Linked DNA regions of Mus musculus: region 2 is linked to region 1. A link is a loop called in an ENCODE intact Hi-C map of the cell type or tissue named here. Cell type or tissue: left cerebral cortex. All regions are shown on one strand.

Region 1 (5,000 bases):
AGACAGGGTAGCGCTCACTTGGGTAAAGGTCTGGTGGCATGTACCACTTACTGTCTTTGTTTCTGTTCGGTGCATATCCTCTCATTAGATAGCCAGTAAAATAGTTATGTCTAGGAGGCAGGTCTGGCTTTAGTAACTTGTGTATTAAGTATTCTGTGTTGACAAACATGTCACTGTCCGTTTTCATAACATAGGGAGTATGTGGACAGTATGTTGCAACCCAGTTCATACCCATTAGTGTTTTAATGGTCAGATTATAGTATGTATCTAAATATTCCTGCTGAATTATATCATGATACTGTCTGCTTTCTTCTTGAATTGCATGTTGAAGATAGCCATTTAGCTTAATACTTATGCCCAACAAAAAAACCCGTATGATTTGGATGCCAGGTGCCAAAGTTTCATTGCCCCAAGTTTGCCGTATAGCTCTTCTTGCTTCGATTTGTCCAGGTTCTGCAGCTATTAATAGTATTAAAAATGGACTTTTCTCTTGGCATTTTTCAGGCTCATTGATAATATATTTGAAATGGTAAGAGTTTGGATGTCCAGTTCCTTTTTCATTATAAATGCTGCCATTGGCACTGAGAGTGTTCTGCAGCCCTGTGACTCCCTGTGGTGATAGCTCGGTGTTACTGGAGTTGCTTGCTGTGTGAGGCCTCAGAGTCTGAGGAGCTACTTCTTTCCAGATGGTCCGAAGGGAGCTATGGTTTGTCTCACTTTTTGTAGAACGAAATCCTCGGAAAGTGTATGTCACAGGATTTTCTTTGAATCCTGGTCTACCTGGTAACCAGTCATGATGATTGAAAAACAAGAACATAGCAAAGAGAAACACTAGAGAAAGCACACCCGTAAGGGGAGTCCGGAGCAGAGACCTCTTAGGGCTCCAGGTCATTTTTGCAAAGCAGCAGTGTCGTCTTCTCCACTGAAGCATGTTGTAAGTATCCAGTAGCAGTAATGGATGTCTGTGGCCAAAAACACTGTTGTTCCGTCCTCAGTCAATACTGCGCTTGATTCATCGTCTTCTGGTTCAGGTACATGTCCCTCGATGTCATTCTATAAAGATGAAGGAAGCATAATGATTTACAAAATGCAGAATTTTGCAAACTGCCTTAAAAAGTCAGCTAATAAAAGGACCTTTTTAAGCTGAGAAAAAACTGGATAAGGCAACATAAAATTACTGACAACAAGATTTATGTCTTTAAAAGATATTCTTGTGTGTAATGAACACTCGGAAGATAAGTGATAGATTAATTTTATTTTACTTACTTGATGATTTCGATAGCTCTGCTCATCTGTCCCTTTGACCTAAAGGGTTTTAATGTTGTGTCCATGTAGACAGGAAAAATGCTTTTAGATTTCTGACAAAGGCTCGGAAAGAGGGCCTTCAGAACAGATGGCAAATTTATTGACATTAATTAAAATTGATTTGACATAGCATGGCGATATGGTGCACAGTCAGTGGCCTTTTTTGGAAAATGGACATGTATTGGCTTTGGAACAGAAGGTGCAGGTTTAACTGTGGCAGAGTTCAGTTAGTCACAGTCACTGCTTGGCATGTTTCCAGTCTCTCCCCCTGACCCCCGTGTCAAAAAAGTCAGTGAGAAGATACACCTGTCAAAATTAATTTTTAGGGTTTAGTGAGTTCAGTGTGAGATTTTAGATAGCAATAAATAATTAACAATTTACAGTACTTTGCTAATTTTACCCATCCACCCTAAATAGTACATATCTAGGATATCAGTCTTATGTGTCAATGCTTTGGGCAAAGGGTGTGTATTTTGCAGTTTTTCTGGACTTCTTGAAAAATATAGACAATAGCTCCTACTATTGTGAACTGCTTTAAATTACACTTTCCACAAAATACATTTTAAAATATTCTTGAATTACACTTTTTTGCATGATCTGCAATGCCAGAAATTAGTTTAACTTTAAAGACTTTATAGTAGCATTACACTTATAGTTCTAGATCGTTCAGAAGTTCACAAGAAATTAGTGATGCCTCTTAGTGAAAACTGGCTGTTTTGCAAGAGGCTTTTCAGCATAGCATAAACTTATTTGTATTTGCTAATTTTTTCCTTGTTTTTACCTATTCATAGATAAAGAACTGAGGGTCATAGCAGTAGTTTGAATTCCAGTAAATGGTGTTTTATGAAATAGAGACACCATGCCTAGTTTTGGCTTTTTTTTTTTTTTTTTTTTTAGTTCTTAAAAAAACAAACAAACAAACAAACAAACAAACAAACCCAAAGTAGAAGTCATTTATATAATTATTAATTTTGAGGATGGTATTATTAAATTCTTTTGATCAATAAGTGATTTTTCTATTATTCACTGAAATAATTTCTTTAAACAAAGGAAATAAAAATTTTAACATAGCCACTTATTTCTAATTATATGTGTAAATGCTTGTGCTTATTTATCTCACGATAATGATCTACTTATGATTGATAGCAGTTTAGCTTATCCTCACATAAATGCATTTGAAAAGTAATAGAGTTTACAAGGAAGTTCTCAAAAAATTGAGTGATTGTAGCATAAAATTTACACACACACCTTTCAGTTACTGCTTGAAAGTGTTAGGTGGCTATCAATGAAGTACTATTCTAGTAACAACCACTAGGAGGAGCAAGTAGGTGGGAATTTGAACAGATTTCTAATGTGTAACAGGCACTAAGGTTTGATCTTGTTTCTGAAAATGAATGGTGCATTTAGTTACTAGCCTATACCTCAAACCTAAAAAAGTATTTAATCTCTCACACACACACACACACACACACACACAAAAGCACACATGTGCGCGCACACACACACAGACAGTAGTTTCTAAAAAATCTAATTTAGTCTTAGTTTTATTTACGTGAATTTAAATCTTACCATTCTATATAAAGACCAAAGCTATTACATTCTTTGCAACATGGTTTCTGCATGATATGAGTTTGAAATTACGGAGCTTCATGGCCTGATTTAGAAACAAATTTTCATGACTGTACTTATAACTAGATGTAATTCTACTTAAAGCAGAAAACTATTTTAAAGAGTACATATGAAAATTACTTTATGTGGTAGATAATGACCCCCCCACCCCCCACTTCATAATGAGAGTACTGGGTATTAAAGGGTTATGTATATAAATTTAAAAGTGAAGTTACTTTGGAAAGTTCATTTGATCTGTTTCAAGTATTATAAATATAAATGTATCAGCTTTGTGTTGATTTAACAATGCTTAGAACATGACTGAGATCTAGTCATTCAGATACTTTAAAAGTGCAAACTTTAAAGAAAAACAGTTCAAAATGAATTAAATTCCAGGTAGGATATTTCAATGAATGGATAAAAGACCTTAAAGGGATGAAGTATTGTAGTAAGACACATTGTTTACAAGAAAACAGTGTCCCTGAAGTGAAATTGTAAAGTGTTTGAATATTATAGGAATATTACAGATTTCAACCTATAAAATATAAAACACCCTTAAATTATTTATAATTAAGACAGAAAAGATATATTAAAAAATCTATTCAAAGACATGGCAAAATTTTTAATTCTTAGTTTTGTTGTTATTCAAGAACTAATATTCAACAATTTTATTGCAATTTTATATATATTCTTATGTGGTTCTATTATGATTTTATAAGATGGAGGTATGTTTTAATTTAAATTTTATAAGAATTGTATGTTTGTAAATATTAATCTAGGAGAGCTTGGAATTCCTGTACAAATACACCTATTTGATAACCTCCTACTGATAAATGAAACGTATGCATCTAGCCTTAAATTCATTTTTTTTCTAAAGTTTCTCAGGATAGAGATCTGTCTTTCTCTGTCTCCGTGTCTGTGTGTCTGTGTGTGTATGCTGTTAAGAAAGTAAAATTGCTGTAACTATTCCTCTTTTTGTTAGATGATAAAATTATTCACAGGTTAATGCCTGTTGAATATTAGTTCTTGGAAATAAGAAAACTAAGAGTTAAAATTTTGCCATGTCTTTTAATAGATTTTAAAAAAATAGATGTTTTCTGTTTTAATTATTATGATTTAAGTGTGTGTTTACCTCTTATAGACCGAAATTTGTAAGGATGTTACTATTTAATGTATCCTCCTATAGAGTTTCTGTCCTTTGACTTTTAAAAGTTGATATAAATATATTAGTTTCTAAAGACAGTCCCAGAGTTAAATGATGGTTTGATAAGAAACACTTGTATACTTTTAAAGCTTTGAAATATTTAGTTTATAAAGCTTAATTTCTAATAAAGATACCAACAGAGGCTGGATTTTTTTAAAAATTATTTTTGATTAGTTTCTGATTGTAATTTTTATCAGAATAAAGATACTTAGTTATGACTAGGAATCTCTTGATATATGACAAAGTCTAATACACTCATTCAGTCTTAATTCTACAACACACACAGTGCTTCCACAGGGGTTTTTTTTTTGGCTTTGTGATTGTTAGGGTAGTAAGTTTTATGAAAGTGAGAGGAAGAATCAAAATACGTAGAAAGGTTTGTAAGATTTTAGGAATATCTTTGAGTCCCTGACCCCGAGCACTCTAACGTTGATTGTTCCCAGGGTAGTTTATTCTGTCCTGCAGACACATGTAGAGGCAGTAGGCAGGTCATTATCACATGTAAATAAAGCTTAGAAACCTACTGTGGATATTATTTGACCTTGTATTTGACCATTATTAATATGTGCTGTATATTAAGCTATTTTATGTTAGTTTTTTTTTTTCCATTTTTTATTAGGTATTTAACTCATTTACATTTCCAATGCTATACCAAAAGTCCCCCATATCCACCCACCCCCACTCCCCTGCCCACCCACTCCCCCTTTTTGGCCCTGGTATTCCCCTGTACTGGGGCATATAAAGTTTGCAAGTATGTTAGTTTTTTAATTTCACTTTTATAATTAACTCCAGGAACAGTCTTACACTTGATTATTTAGAATCACTCTGTTACTTAAAAACTCCCTGTTTCACCAATCTATTTAGAGCAACTATTGATCTCTCT
Region 2 (5,000 bases), 1.7 Mb after region 1:
ATTAAAAACCATATTCAGGTTAAAATTAAAATCTCTATGTTGTAAGAGCTAACCTAATATCATGGAAAGCTAAGAGTATAAAATGTTATTACATTCAGAACTGGTATATTTTAATATCTGTATTAATGCATGTATAAAAATATATTTAAATCTGAAAAATGTATAAATATTTTGGTGACATTTTCTGCATATGAGTATATAAATCAATCAAAAATTTTATTTTCACCAGTAGTTTAAACATCATAAAATAATATTCATGGTGAAACTGTAAAGCAAGGCAGCAGTGCTACATTATCAGTGAGAATATGAATCATCATTGTCTTGAGAAAACTGTAGGAAACATTCAGCTCTGAGCTTTATGACATACACTGTTGACCTCAGCATGCACATGTCAAGGCAGGCAGAACTTTTTGAGTTCAAGGCCACCCTGGACTACAGAAAGAGACTCTCTTAAGGAAAAAAGAGCAGGGGGAAGAAAAAAATGTAATACAAATATTAAGTAACCTTATCATGAAAGTCTTTAACATACATCTTTTTTTACAGATTTATTTATTATATATAAGTACACTGTAGCTGTCTTCAGACACTCCAGAAGATGGAATCAGATCTTGTTACAGATGGTTGTGAGCTACCATGTGGTTGCTAGGATTTGAACTCCGGACCTTTGGAAGAGCAGTCAGGTGCTCTTACCCACTGAGCATTCTCACCAGCCCCTTAACATACATGTCAAATCACATGCTAATGAATGTGGTGAACGCTGATGACTGATTTATTCCGTTTCCTCCCAGTTATGGCTGACATGCAATATATGGTATCTGTGATATTTGTGATTATAGTTGACTTTCAAATTACACTAGTGAAATACATTTTTGTCAGTTTTGATCTGCTACTGAAATATTCAGAGATAAGAGAATTTAAGAGTAAATTCTTATTCTGCTATTGATTGTGAAGAAATCAGTACAGCTCTGATCTCTGTAATGGGCACTTCCTAATTCTAAATTATAGACTATGCTGGCACTTCTTACAGAGAAACAGTCCTGGTTTCTAATTCAAAATGACTAAGGTGTCTTTTAAATGCAAAATAGGTGTACTTTGGCCTTCTGAATGATTCTGGAATCTCTCTCTCTTTCTCTCTCATACACACATACACATACACACTCACATGCTCAAATACATTTTAATTGATATCTTTTTATGCAAGTAACCAATTTGTTATATGTTTGCTTACATGTGGTTGAGAACGTTGTCTAACATACTATTTGAGATATTAAAAAAAAAAAAAACAGGATCAAGTTTGGCTTTCAGATTTTGTTATACAGGCAATATGGATCCAATTTTATTATAGGTCCTGTTAAGCCATGTCATTTCATACTGGATCTTTAGATACAGATGTAGTTAACAATTGCCATAAGGAATTAAATGGTATTGAAGTATAGTTAGTCAGAATGTCACTGGAAAAGAATGCAAGTATAAAATCAAGATCATGAAAATTATTATATTGAGATTTTGCTTGTCTGCTTTTATCTAGTGGGTTGAAAAGTAACAGTGTCTTAAAATACATCTATCATAGATTTATAAAAGACCAAGGCAGAAAACCTGAGGGCTGACACAGCTGAAATAATAAGCAACTCTAATATTTGTTATTTAAAGAATTATAACTCAGGTATTACATACAGCTTAACACATCTTTCGTTTGTTGATTTTTGTGTAGCAGATATTTAATTAGAAGAGAACAATCAACCAAGATCCCGACTGTTGATATTTGATGGGAAAAAACTCTCTGAGCGCCAAAATTCTCCAATTCACCATAAACTCTGACTAGCAATGGTAACTTTATCTTTTAAGGAAATTCTACTTGCTCTCATGCCAGAAGACTGTACCCTCTATCAGTTTACAATTAAAACCAAATTTATATTCCAAAATACTTCAAACAAAAGCATAAACAATTATTAAAATTGTAGTACTTTGGGGCTGGAGAGATCTGAGATTAATTCCTGTACCCACACTGGCTGACTCCCAATCACTTTTAATTTCATCTACAGAATATCAAACGCCCTCTTCTGGTCTATACGGGTACTGCACCCCTAATCACACCCTCACAGGGAAAAACATACATATTCTATTTTTTAATGTAATACTTTGACAATATTCTTATTTTAAGCAAAAGTAATTCAGTATAAAGGCATGTAAGCATTTATTATTTTCCTGTTTATTCAAAGTCTTGAATAACAATGAATTTGGGAACTTATATATAAACAGTAGAAAACTGTCAATTACAGTTATTTTCTTATATAAAAATAAATATTGACGCTTACAATTCTTTTTTATACTTATTATTTTACTATGAGTCCCTATCCATATATTGGTTTCCAGATTTCTATGGCTATAGTACAGTGCTTATGCAAGTAAACATTATCGTATTAAATACACGTATTTATGTGTTCTTATTTAGGGAAATCACGTTGTTCTAATAGTTGTAGATCCAATATGCAAATGCATACATTTTTAAATCATGCTCCCATATATTAATTCAGATATAAGGGATCTGGAAAACATTTATATGTAAGATATTTGAACTCTTACCATAAACTTGTTGAGAAACATTTTAATCTTCTTTTAATATGTCCACATACTATATCAGAATGACTGAAACGGCTAAATCTTTAGACTGCAAAATGTATAAATATATATTTTCAAATTTGTTGTTAAAGCCATAAAAAGTAGTATTTGATGGTTAAAGTCATAAAATGTAGTTTGTAGTGATTATAGAAATGTAATCTTCTGATTCTTATCCTACTTTTATTTATAAAACTTTTACAGTTTTACATTTTACTACCGTATAGCATTATTGTATTCGAGATGTAGTCGGGAAAGAATAAAATCTCCCAATACCAAAATTCTCCAACTCCCCATAAACTCTGACTAGCATTGAAAATTTATCTTATGAGGAAATGTTTCTTCCTCTCATGCCAGAAGTACATACCCTCTATCAATTTATACCTAAAATCAAAATTATATTCCAAAATACTTCAAACAAAATCATAAACTAGACATGTATAATAATTTCAAAGTACCATTTATGTAACACGTCATTGCTTTCTATGATTAACATTGATAAGACTAATGCAACAGCAAATTGACTGATTTTTTTTTCCCCCTAAAACGGTTTCTCTGTGGCCTTGGCTGTCCTGAAACCTACTTTGTAGGCCAGGCTGTCCTTAAACTCACATAGATCTGCTTGCCACTGCTTTTCTAGTGTTGGACTTAAAGGCATGAGCCACTAATGTCCACATACTAGACATTCACAATTTTTGTCCTGTAGGAAGAATCATGGTCACCACAGATACCTGGTCATGGATAATGGTACCGACATCAACATTACAAGACCTGCTGAGAACTTCATTGAGTGTACTTTATTAGTCTGGAACTTCCATTAACAAGATGAAACAGACAACTCTACTGAGACCAAAGGTAGTTCTATGAATTCTGACAAAATATTAAAACAAAATCTATAAATAATGTAACAAAGAATACAGATGAAACTAATGAAGGAAGATTTGTATTCAAATTTTGGAAGACTGTTTATTTGAAACATGTATATATATATATATATATATATGTATATACATATATATATATATATACATATTTGTCTATAAATTATCATAAACATCATGGTCATGGTGAACTTTGTTTATTATGCTCTGCCAATTGCTAAAGAAAATCTTGGAAACACAGTTGCACGACTTTTAAAGCCACTTATAATGTTCATCTTCATTATGAATATATATACTTATATATCTCCACAAATAACAGACTAAGTGATAATATCCTCTCAGTATTATTTATGCTTTTGATTATGTAGTATCACCTCTTAATATATCATTTGCTCCCTGGTGTCTGATCTGACATTTGCTGTCTATGCTTCCTTTGTTACTTGATATTCTCGATGTACATTTTATAACATTATTTTCAAAATGTTTATTTTTTGTCATTTTTGCTTGTGGTATTGGGGATTTTGTACATCAGTACATCCTAAGCATGATTGTCTTGCTAAGTGCTAATACCTGTGACCTACCTTAAGTCCAAAAGTAGAAACTTCAGCCAGAATTTTCCTTCATTTTGACGAATCTAAAACATTTAGACAAAAGTAAAATGTTTGTAGTCCATTTTTCTTGAATTGGGAACACAGGTAAAATATGATGCTTCTGTTGCAGGAAGGGGAGAGTAAGAAAGAAGAGGGCAATTCTAAGGATAAGATATGGAAATTTACATTATTTTCCTCCAAGATTTTAGGTCCACAATTTTCTTTCCTTTCACTGTATCATAAAGACCTAGTTCAGTTTTGATAATATGAACACTGCAGTATTTTTATATAGAGGATCTCAAGGATAAATAAAAAGGCTTTGATCTAGTTACACCAAATATCTAGTGTGTGAGAAGGAGAAGAGTGACATAAGTCTTTACAGAAAGAACTTGCATAGAACTACATTAAAATGAAATCAATGTGAGTGGTTTCAGTAGGAAGTCTACTTATAATTATTGTGTGAAATGCATCTCTCTAAGAGGAAATATTCATTAAGAGGTTAGTTTTGTCTCAATTAGCTCAGTGGTTGCTTTATGTCCCAATCAATAAATTCAAATATTCCATACAAATTAATCAAAATAGTCTTTGTGCACTGGTGGAGAAACACGTTGCTAAAGCATTTGCTTGATGGAAAGGAGCTGGCTGTCCGTAAAGATAAAAGAATACAGTGTGGTGATTATCATGTAAAGAACTGACATACACTATTTAATAGAATCTAAAACAATACAAAACCAGGATTGTAACTTGCCAGACATCTAAAGTTCTCTAGACCACCGCTCCTTTCAGCGAGAGGACGGAGAGTTCTGAGGACATTTGGAGGAACATTTTACTAAGTGGAATCTCATCAGGAAGCACTTCAAAGAAATGCTTTGTAATGTTCAAATATAAATGTACTTTGAAGACCTTTCTTTTA

What was found. A loop is a pair of places that touch in the nucleus more often than their neighbours do. Peaks named below come from ENCODE experiments on the same cell type or tissue, not always from the same donor. Only the 100,000 strongest peaks of a DNase experiment are listed, where the experiment ranks them.
Region 2: it touches region 1 in a loop (4-fold over the local background); 3 of 42 quality-filtered maps call a loop at or near these places.

The regions. Positions count from the first base shown.
Region 1 is chr1:143,642,059-143,647,058 of GRCm38, reverse strand. The region is part of intron 10 of Cdc73 (cell division cycle 73, Paf1/RNA polymerase II complex component); the gene reads left to right. It overlaps B3galt2 (UDP-Gal:betaGlcNAc beta 1,3-galactosyltransferase, polypeptide 2), which reads right to left. Exons shown (of 2, transcript NM_020025.4): 2 at 1-1,053. The coding sequence starts at 931. Among named protein-coding and RNA genes, the nearest start is that of B3galt2, 3.9 kb to the right of the region's middle. In left cerebral cortex, a CTCF peak has its summit at 2,608; DNase peaks (open chromatin) are centred at 676, 918, 1,508, 2,646 and 1 more place; H3K4me3 peaks cover 5,000 bases; H3K27ac peaks cover 3,282 bases.
Region 2 is chr1:141,958,999-141,963,998 of GRCm38, reverse strand. No RefSeq gene overlaps it. Among named protein-coding and RNA genes, the nearest start is that of Gm25457, 660 kb to the right of the region's middle. In left cerebral cortex, a CTCF peak has its summit at 2,069 (motif pointing left); a DNase peak (open chromatin) is centred at 2,035.